2 separate regions of the Homo sapiens genome follow, and region 1 is linked to region 2. The links are chromatin loops, found by intact Hi-C in ENCODE. Cell type or tissue: endothelial cell of umbilical vein. All regions are shown on one strand. Each heading gives the region's core, and the rest is flanking DNA. Links, peaks and the distances in the headings are about the cores only.

Evidence for each region. Peaks named below come from ENCODE experiments on the same cell type or tissue, not always from the same donor. Only the 100,000 strongest peaks of a DNase experiment are listed, where the experiment ranks them.
Region 1: a loop joins it to region 2, with 4 times the contacts of the local background. A loop is called at or near these places in 8 of 110 quality-filtered maps.

The regions. Positions count from the first base shown.
Region 1 is chr3:133,942,666-133,947,999 of GRCh38, forward strand. It overlaps SLCO2A1 (solute carrier organic anion transporter family member 2A1), which reads right to left. Exons shown (of 14, transcript NM_005630.3): 9 at 4,591-4,780; 10 at 2,430-2,595; 11 at 1-103. Among named protein-coding and RNA genes, the nearest start is that of C3orf36, 16 kb to the left of the region's middle. RefSeq lists an enhancer at 1-500 and a silencer at 2,420-2,714. In endothelial cell of umbilical vein, for the core only: no CTCF peak of the experiment used is centred there; DNase peaks (open chromatin) are centred at 1,076, 1,816 and 2,536; H3K27ac peaks cover 3,672 bases.
Region 2 is chr3:134,064,410-134,069,774 of GRCh38, forward strand. LOC105374117 (a long non-coding RNA gene) reads right to left here. Exons shown (of 4, transcript XR_924516.3): 1 at 4,232-5,365; 2 at 1,547-3,761; 3 at 1,288-1,381; 4 at 107-557. Among named protein-coding and RNA genes, the nearest start is that of LINC02000, 9.4 kb to the left of the region's middle. RefSeq lists enhancers at 1,597-2,097, 3,474-3,974. In endothelial cell of umbilical vein, for the core only: no CTCF peak of the experiment used is centred there; a DNase peak (open chromatin) is centred at 2,752; H3K27ac peaks cover 210 bases.

The DNA.
Region 1 (5,334 bases), core at 1-5,000, 120 kb before region 2:
TGAGGAAGATGGCCGGGAGCAGGAAGTGGGCACAGGGGACAGGGCACGATCCTGTCTTTGCTGAAGCGGATCCCCCGGTCACACAGCTGCAGTTCAAATAGATCTTCAAGAGGAAGGGGAGGGAAAAAGGGGGAAATTTGTTATTATTTCACTTTCACACACTTCAGACGTCTGCACCAGCTCTTGTTGGAGACTGAGGTTTCAACCCTTGTGTCCTCTGGGTCTGGTTCCCAGGGAAGCTGGGTGAGCCTGGGGCCAGGTGAGGGTTTCAAGCTGCCCCAGGGGTCCCACCTCTGTCACTGTTTGGGCAACAGAAACCATCTTCTGGGCTGGGCTGGGCTCCTCCAGAAGTCATATCTGCCTCTGGATGCCCAGGAACACTGCCAGGTTAGGCCCCCAACCCCCAGCTTGGAGCCAGGGGCCCAGGAGGGCTTGTGCCCAGCAGTGGTGGTTTTGCAGATTGTTGTTTTTGCTGTTTGTGTGTTTATTGCAGAGGGAGGCATAAACAGTAGGAGGGCAGTGGGAACACAGTGGAATTCCCTGGGTTCTGATTCTGTCAGGCCTTTGCTGGAGTTCCCTGCCTGAAAGGAACTCCTGCCTAGAAGGGACTCCAGAGAAGGAGGCCCCTGTCTCAAGTCTGCAAGTCCATATGGCTCAATACTGTTGTCCAACTCACTTTGGTGGCCACTGCCCTTGTCTGGTGGTCTTCACCTTCCTTCGCTGCCCTTGTCAGATGGCCCAGCCTGTGACAATTTCAGTGTCCAAGCAGTTACAAGACTAATATTGGAACTAAGGGACTAGTATGTTTCCTTCTGCCGACAGTGGTAACTATGCACCCTCTTCACTTGGCCCCTAGGAAACTCCAAAGTTAGTTATATAAAATATTGCTGTTACTTTCCTCAGTCTGGATTTTTTAGAGATTTTTTTTCTTTATAATTTACTGATTTTTTTTCTTGATATTTTGCTAATGGGTTTTTGTCTTGAGGTATGTATGCTGTTACGGGAAACTTGCCAAGATTATTTCTGGAAGTAGGTGACTCAGAGGTAAGTTAACAAAGATAAGAAAACCACAGAAGCCACCACAACTGGAAGGCAACTTAAAGAGCATCTTGTCCAAGTTCCTTGTCCTTCCTCTGCCTGGGAGCCACGCTCCTTCGCCCGCAGAGGTGGCAGTGGCAGCAGCCTTGCCCTGTCCTTTCAGAGGAGGTTGGTAAGTAGGCACTAGGCTTGCCCATCCCCTCCATATGGGCTTAAGGGAATAAGGCATGTTCCTAGCTTACACTAACTGCACAGTCTTCTCATTGCTCAGCAGTTCCTAAGCCTGGCCTGCCTGGCTCTGGCTCCTGCCTGCTCCCTGGCCAGCTGGGTGTGACACTCCTCCTACAGCACCAAGCCCGGCCTTTTCTCTTCTTTCCTACAGCATGCCCAGTACATTCATGCCCTTGGGACTTGTACTTGCTGCTCCCTTTATCTGGAATGCATTGCTCCTGGTGTGCATAGAATTCTGTTCTTCTGGTTGTTCACTTCTAATGTCACCCTCTCCCGGAGGCCCCTGGGAACTCTCCATCCTATTAAGTCCTTCCATGGCATGGGTTACTTTCTAGAATTATCCTGTGTGTTGATTTGATAGAATGCACCCTCCATGAGAACAGGGACCTTGTCTGATGGGTTCACCATCACATCCTCAGCACTCACGGCTGTGCCCAGTGTTCTGTTTATTGAATAACTAAACAAATGACTCAAGTCAGTTTGCTGCTGGCTGATCCTAGGAGGTGTGGAGCCACAGAAAAAAGGACTGTACTTTGCCAAGTGAGTCTAGTGAATGGAGGTTGCCCAAGTGGAAAGCTGGTGGCCAGAAGATACATGGCTTTGAATAGAAGTGCCCCAGACTGAGGCAGAGCCCTGGGTTCAAGTGCCAGGTCAGCCCGAAATAGCTGCATGATTTCAGGCCAGCCATGTGGCCACACCTGGGAGCTGAGGGGTTGAACCAAGTGCCCTCAGCTACTGCTTCTGGCTCTACCCTTCCAGGTCCATGTCACAGAAGCCTAATGCCCTCGATTTATCTGGGCCACGGCCAGCCTGCAGGACCCAGAGATGCCCATGAGGATCTCTCAGGATGGGGCTCAAAGGCCTCAGCTGAAGGAGTGCTTTGACTGGTTTCTGCTCTGAGCAGTTAGGCCTCAAGAATGTGAATTTGTTGGACATCGGCCAGTCTTTAATTGACTGTGGGCTGTCAGCATCTGGTCATGACCCCAGGGTAGGGAGGTAGAGAGAGGTTGGATGTGGCTCAGAGGAGGCCAGGATGCTGGTAATGAGTGTGTGTGTGGAGCCCTGCCTATCCTGGAGCCGAGAAACAGTCTTTGAGGGCATGCGCTGAGCTCCGAGATCCTGTGGGGCTCCTCTTGCCTCTGGACCCTGGCTGCCCTTACCAGTTGCTTGGAGGTTGCAGAGCTCATGTTGATGTTGCTGCAGCCGGCATGGCAAGGGGAGAGGTACTCGATTCCATTGTCTCCACAGACCGGGTGGAAGATAGAATCTGGGCACGAGCAGTCCCTGCGGCAGGCAGGAGACTGCGGATGTATAGAACTTGATGTGCTGCCAGCAAAAGAGGAAACGGGGAATCAAACAAAGCAAGACCAAAGAAAAACCCTACACTCCAGCCCAGTGTGAGTTCCTGGCCTGGTGAGTGTGTCTGTGCATCTTTATTTCTTTTGGGCCAGTGCCACCCTGGGATCTGAATTATGCCTGGTGGAGCCAACAGTGAATTTGCCACTGTTTAGTGGTCACGGCATCTCTCCATTTCTTCTGCCACTGGGAGCCCAAATCCACTAATTATGCTCTGGGAAGGCCTGGCTGGTGAATCCCTTGCCACAGTAGGCGTCAAGACAACCAACCACCCAGAAAGGGCAGCTGCAATGGGCAGGTCACAGACAATATTCGCCTTCCCTCTTCTTCAGCCGAAAAACAGTGGCTGGGACCGCTGAGGCAATCCAGGATTTAGTTTGCTGTCTGTCTCCTGGCTTAATGTAGACCTTGCCCAGAGTTACTCCATCCCCTTGAGCTTCAACCAGAGGGATTTCACTGGTTGATCTCACTGTTCCCACTGTTCCCCGGTATCTGATATTCATGACCTTCTTCGGGGAGGGTTGGGAAAGGGGCTGACAAACCACTGTCCAGATATTTCACTAGTATAATTATACGAATGAGAGTTCATCTCGTGCCAGGCACTGTGCCCGGGGGCTTTACATGCACAATCATCACAACGAGTCTACAGTGAATTATTTGCCTGTTGTGGATTAGAAAACCAAAGCTTAGATAAGGTAAGCAACTTCCCCCAACTAGTAAGGAACACTGGTATACAGTCCAGGCCTGTCTGAGGACAAAGCCATGTGCTAAACTCCCAGTGGACGCTGCCAAAAGGCCCAAAGGCTTCTCGGCTTTCCTCAATCCACAGTCAGCCTGCAGAAGTGCCGTACAGACTAGGGGTGAGCTCCCTACCCCGAGCAACCCTCCCTTCCCCCAAACCCCTTCTCTCCTTCACCCACCAAAGACAGAGGAGGTCATTTCAAAGAAAAAAAAAAAAAAACAGAGAAAATACCAGGGCTGAAAGGTACAGCATCTCCAAATGTTGCAACTTCATTAGGCAAAGTCTTAAAAAAAAGCTTGTTGACAGGTGGCACCCAGGAAAAATAAAATAAAATGCCCCTTGGTTGGCATCCTTCCCCTCACAGGGCTCTGAAGCTCTTCCTGAACATAAAGCCAAAGTTAACACTGTGACCCATATTGCTGTCTGCAAACCAACAGGCAGACTTTACCTGACCTTCTCCTCACCTGCCCTAATTTTTCAAGTCTGCCATCACTCTCATTATTCTTCTCCAGATCTTTTCAAGTCTCCTTTCATCTCTCTTCAGCAGCTCAATGAAACTGAAATTCTAGCCAGCACAGAGCTGATGCTAAACATAGCTTATTTCCTGGTTCCTGTGGCTCACAGCCCTACAAATTCATCCTGAAATCAAACAAATTAGTTTTTGGTGCTTCTTAAGAAAACAGAACTCTAACCCTGATTGCTGGTGGCCCAGTAAGAGCCTTTGATCTCTTCTTATAATGGAGCAGACCATTCAAGACCTGATTTTCTAAGTTGCCACGTGAGAGATCAGATCAAAAGTGGGCCGGGCGGGGTGGCTCACACCTGTAATTTCAGCATTTTGGGAGGCTGTGGCAGGCAGATCACTTGAGGTCAGGAGTTTATGACCAGCCTGGCCAAAATGGTGAAACCCCGCCTCAACTAAAAATACAAAAATTAGCCGGGTGTGGTGGTACACACCTGTAATCCCAGCTACTCGAGAGGCTGAGGCATGAGAATTGCTTGAACCTGGGAGAATCACTTGAACCTGGGAGGTGGAGTTTGCAGTGAGCCAAGATCACGCCACTGCACTACAGCCTGGGTGACGGAGCGAGACTCTGTCTCAAAAAAAAAAAAAAGTGTACAGCAAAGAATAGAGTTAAGGAAGCAGGAAGGAAGATGTATAACAGCCAGATCTAAGCCCTGGCCTTATTAAAGGGGATCTCTCTACCCCTTATTCCCATTACCTAGGGGGGTAGACTTCGGCCACAGTTGGGGTGGAGCATCCCATGAAGAACAAAGGAACACAAAGGATCATGGAGATGGTGATGATGGTGGTAGCTATGCGGGGAATGGCTTGTAGAGAGAAAACAAAGCGCTTCATGAGGATTCCTCCAAACAGCATCCCCAAGGCTGCAGCAGGGAGGTTCACAGCACCTATAAGTGGAAAGAAGGAGGTGATCCAGGTGCACAGGCCTGGGACTGCATGTGGGCTACAAACACTGAGCTGGATCACTGAGAAGGAAGCATGGCTTCAGGAAGGAACATTTGGTATGTTAAATTGTAATCGAAGTAGCTGACATTAATTGAGCATTTACTGCTTGCCAGGCACATCTAGAGAAATATCTTGAGACAGGATTGCCTTGCCTACACAAAAAATACAGAAGTGGGGTTCTTGCAGCTTAAGAGATGTGGGTTGAATATGCATTTATTAAGCACATTTCATTCCTTGGGGCCTCTTTGCATGGGACCGCATGGGGTTAGCAACACAAGAGTGATGACCCCTATGTACCAGTCAGAGATGGAAGGCCAGAGGGGTAAAGCCACAGCCAAGGACCAGCCAGGGGGTGCACGGGAGTCACCCTCCAATCTCATGCACTGATCACCTTGCCAACTCCATATGGTTAAACTCACCTGTGGGTTGGGTTGGGCCCAGTGATTTCCTAGGGTACTTGGTGGGACCACATCTGTAGTTCTCAACACAGTTGAAA
Region 2 (5,365 bases), core at 313-5,312:
CTAGAAGGTCCCTTAGGGACCCCTGTTTCACTAATTGAGCAGCTGAGGCTAAGAGAGGGGAAGCGACTAGTCCAGGGTCTCACAGAGGTCACTGAAAATATCTGACTTAAAAAAAAAAACAGTTTTATTGAGGCATAACTAGCACATATTAAACCACACATATAGTGTACAATTTATTGTATTTTGACACACATATACACCCACTCAACCATCTCCACAGTCAAGATACTTCACATTCCCATCAGCTTCCAAATTTTCTCCTGTTCTTTTGTATCCCCCTTATTCCACACTCCAAGCCCCTCGGATCTATTTTCTACCACTATCGTTTAGTTTCTGCATATATTTTAAAATAGAGCTGACAGGACTGGCTGATAGATTGGGTGTACATTTTGAAAGAGAAGGGTCTAGAATGACTCTGAGAGTTTGGCCTGAGTAACCAAAAGCTGGAGTTGTCATCATTTGAGTTAAGGGAGGAAGGAACCTCAAGCAGCTCCCCACGTGGAAAAGGCATTGGTGGCAGCTTCCAGAAGAGCCTGGAGTTGCAGAGACAGCTTGTCCTGGAGAACAGAGATGGAATTGAAAGCCAGGGCTAACTAAGCCAGGCGTGGTAGCTCATGCCTGTAATCCCAGCACTTTGGGAGGCCGAGGTGGGTGGATCACTTAAGCCCAGGAGTTCGAGACCTCACTATGTAAAGACATAGTGAGACCCTGTCTTTACAAAAAATAAAAAAGTTCTATGGGTCTGGTGGTGTGTGCCTGTGGTCTCAGCTACTTGAGAGGCTGAGGCAGGTGGAATGCTTGAGCCCAGGAGGTGGAGGCGGCAGTAAGCCACTGCCCTCCAGCCTGGGGAACACAGGGAAATCCTGAATCCAAAAAGAAAGCCAGGACCTGAGGGAGGTCTCCAAGGATCAAGGGTACCTGGAGACAGAGCCTGGCTCTGGATGGCTTGTGGACCATCTCTCTAGAAAAATGCACTCTTGTCCACAACTCTGCTCCCCAAAAGGAGTCACAGAGTCCCTGAGCCCTGGAAAGGAGCCCTTCCAGGGCAGACCTGTGTCATTCCATCTTAATGTTTCTTCCAGGGCAGACCTGTGTCATTCCATCTTAATGTTTCTGGTGCCCGCACAGTGCCTGGCCCTGGTAAGAGCTTGTACATGCTTATTGAACCACGTGGCTGGAAGAATAAAGGGAAACTTTTCCCTTCTACAGTTAGGAACCCTCTTCTGCTTTCTTCCCAGAAGGCACACCAGGCCCTGAGTCACATGAATAGGATTTGCAGTCCTTTACCATCAGCTGGAGAGCGATTTCCCAGTCTGTAATGACCACTCCCAGGGACTGGGAGAGTTTCCCTTTCTCCAGCTCTCACCTCTGGCCTGTGATTCTGCGAGAAGGAAAAAGCAAAATGACGTTTGATTCAGTAACACCTTTCAAGAACTTTCCCTCAGCTGACCACCCAATAACCTTGCCAGTTAGCTCTTATCATCCCCACTTCACAGATGAGGAAAGGGAGGCTACAGAGAGAAGACAGGAGCAGGTTTGAACCCACCATCTCTGACATCACTGCAGCCTCCCTGCAAGGAGGACGTTCTGTTGAAGAAGGGGCAGCACCCTTGGTGGCATTGTACAAAGGCTTGAGGGACTCTGCCTCTCGTTTGAGGGTCTCCTCACTGGGCACTGCCCCTGAACAGGTCTCTTTTCACCCCTGCAAACATATATAAGACATTGTGTACCAGGCGGACGACTGCCCCTCTGACCCACCTGCCCAGCACCCTACCCTGGCCTGTTCTCTCATGTCAGCCCCACATCGTCCAGGCCCTAAACTGCCTCCTCCTACCCCAGCTGTATGCAGGACCTCATGGAAGTACCTTCTGAAGACCCCAATCCTGCTAAAACATTCCATTGTCTCTGCTTCCCCAGTAAGCATGGGCGGGCACTCCCACTGTGTCTGGCCAGCACACAGGCAGCAGGCACTGTCCCAGCCCTCCTGCAGCCGGAGTGAGTCAACGGATCACCCCCAAGAGAGTCACGGTGGCCATGAGGAGTGCTGCAGAGAAGTCCAGGGCGTGGGACAGAGGGACCAGCCCTCCGGGAGGTCCATACAGGCATCCCAGGGATTGAGGGGAGAGCTGGGGCTGAGGGATGAGGGGAGAGCGGTCCAGGCAGAGGAGAGAGCTGACAGAGGCATAAGGGGAGGAGAGGCCTGTGTGCCTGAGGGTAGACCAGGAAGACCAGAGAGGATGTCTGGAGGGAAAGCAGAACAGGAATCTGTGAGCCTTGGACACCAGCAGAGAAGCCAGCCCAGTAGCTGGGCCCAGGCACTGGGGTCTAGCAGGGGCCTTGTTTTGTGTGTGTGTTGGCAGGGAGTCCAGGCTGGGTGGTCACATGGCAGGCCCCAAGAACTTTGCCCGTCAGAGAGGAGGCTGCTGATGTCCCCACCCAGTTTATCTCACAGTTTATCTGTGGAGAAGAATTTCTGCCTTGGTCAAAAACTCTCAGTGGACTGTAGCCCAGGCCTTTGGTCTGCTGAGAGTTTCTGACTGAGGCGGAAAGGCTGAGCCCTGGAATCTGCTGACCTCTGACTCCTGCAAGGCTCAGGAGCTGAAGCTCATTCTTTCCAGTGCCAAAGCCCTGCTGAAGATGAGGGCGGGCAAGGCCCAGAGCCGGGCAGGGCTGCTCAGAAGCATCCACTTCCCTTAGGATGGTTCACACAAAGGCCTGGACTCTCCCCAGAGCCTCCTCCCTCCTCCTTGGCATCCTTTCCTGATAAGGAGAGGAAGGCCTCTGAGGCCAGGGTCAGCTATAAGCACACAGCCAGGAAAGTGCCAGCTCATTGCTTCCTGGGCAGAGCCCTGCCAAGAGTCCTGGAAGCCAGAGCCTTTCAGGAAACTTTGCCGTTGGTTTTTGGAAACCTGTCCTGCCGCTGCACAGGAGCAGGGCACACACGGCCTGCATTGGGAGGGAAGTCCCAGTGGCTGAAGGGAGTGGGGTCTTGGGGGATAGCTGTCAGGCAGTGCCCCGGGTGTGGGGAGGGCACCAGCCTCAGAGAGACCTCACCCTTGAGCACCATTCACCCTCAAGCCTCTGGGGCCTCATCTGTAGGATGAAAATCATAGCAGGTCTGCCAGCGCCCATGGAGAGGTTTGAGACAGTAGGAGGAACTAAGGTGCTTTCAAACTGTGAAGGGAGACTCCCCTAGTCCTGTTATCCTGGGGAGAGACACTGAGGTCAGCCAGTAACCACAAGCATCCATGGGAAGCAGAGAATTGGTGAGCTGCCTGGGGCCCTCAGGGACCCACAGCGCCAGGAGTCAGGTGAGGGCTGATGGAGACTTCCTCCGCACTAGTGCCCTTGATTCTGAAACCCAGTGCCTGGGATTCTTCTCCACAGATAAACTGTGAGTGCTGAATGCCCCTGTCACGCCAAGACTTGGGCTTGCGTTTGGGCTGGTGACTTAGCTGGATCCGTTGAGAGTCTTCTGCAGGGGCAGGGGATGCACACACACGCATTCTGGGAGTTCAGACTCTCCCCGGGGCGAGGAAGGCACAGGGAGCCTGGCTGCAGAGCCCCGGGAGGTCAGTGTGTGGGCGTGAGGACACAATTGAGAACAATTCCCAGGCGGTTCCCATTGCTCTCTGCACTCCGTTCTGGGTCTGCCTCCGTGGACTCTTCCCTGTGGTGAGTTCTCAAGGGTGTGGGTGTGGGTGTGTTTCCTTCTCCTTAGAGCTCAGAGTGTGGGTCACAGAGCAGGACCTCTGCATCTGCTGGGAAGATGAACAGAACACACTCATGAAGAACTCTCAACTCAAGCCTCTTTGTCTCTAGCACCTAGCACAGCATCTGCCATATAGCAAGTGCTCAATAAATACCTGCTAGCTATTTGCTCCCCCAATAAACCCTGGTCCACAGTCTAGTACTATTGGACATTTCCCAAACATGCCTCTTGTCTTCCAAACATGCCTCTTGTCTTCTAGCTTCCCAGCCCTGTTCTTTCTGCCTGGGGAAAGCCCCTCTTCCAATGAACATTTGGAGTGTCCTTCATGGGCCTCCTTTTCTGGGCTGACTTCTCTGACCTGTCTGACCCAGACTCAACACCACCCCCAGTCAAAGACTCCCAAGGACATTCCTCAGTCTTACTGACAACTTCCTGAATCTAAGTGCTCACTCACGCCTCCCAACCCCAGCCTTTTCCCTGGCCCTCACCCTAGTCTCAGCACCTAACTAGGGTACATACCAGCAGATGATGTCCAGCAGTTTGCAAAGACGCGTAGGTGTGCACGTGCCCTCTCTGACTTGCAGGGGTACATATTATCAGTGCACACATGCACATGCTCGCTGCTTTTCAGGAGACACCAGGCTGGCTAATAGAGGTGAGAGGTGCTCGACACGTCACCTCCCTCCATTGGAAAGTAAGTGGTGGTTTTAGAAGAGCACAGAGCTGGCTCCAGGAAGCCTAGGCAGGTGACCTTGGAAAAAATCACCTCCCTGAGCCTCAGTTCCTCCATCTGTAAAATGAAGGCGTGGGATCAGGTGATCTCTAAGGTCTCTCTTGGCACCAGAGGTCTGACACAGGGACACTGGGTGATCACATCATAAGAATGGGATTCCCCAGGCCGGGCGCAGTGGCTCACACCTGTAATCCCAGCACTTTGGGAGGCCGAGGCGGGTGGATCACCTGAAATCAGGAGTTCGAGACCAGCCTGGCTAACATGGTGAAACCCCGTCTCTACTAAAAACACAAAATTAGCTGGGCGTGGTGGCACGCGCCTGTAATCCCAGCTACTTGGGGGACTGAGGCAGGAGAATCGCTTGAACCCTAGAGGCAGAGGTTGCAGTGAGAGCCGAGATTGGGCCATTGCACTCCAGCCTCGGCAACACAATGAGACTCCATCTCCAAATTAAAAAAAAAAGAAAAGAAAAGAAAAGAAAAGAATGGGATTCCCCAGACTGACTGTGTGGGGAAGGGAAGGAGAGAAAGGTGAAAGGCAGCCGGCAGTGTCCCTGCACTCCATGCTCCCTGGGCCCTTCTGTCCGGAATTGGTGGGTTCTTGGTCTCACTGACTTCAAGAATGAAGCCGCGGACCCTCGCAGTGAGTGTTACAGCACTTAAGGTGGCGCGTCTGGAGTCTGTCCCTTCTGATGTTCAGATGTGTTCGGAGTTTCTTCCTTCTGGTGGGTTCCTTCGTAGTCTCGCTGGCTCAGGAGTGAAGCTGCAGACCTTCGCGGTGAGTGTTACAGCTCTTAAGGTAGCGCGTCTGGAGTTGTTCATTCCTCCCGGTGGGCTCGTGGTCTCGCTGGGCTCAAGAGTGAAGCTGCAGATCTTCCCGGTGAGTGTTACAGCTCATAAAAGCAGCGTGGACCCAAAGAG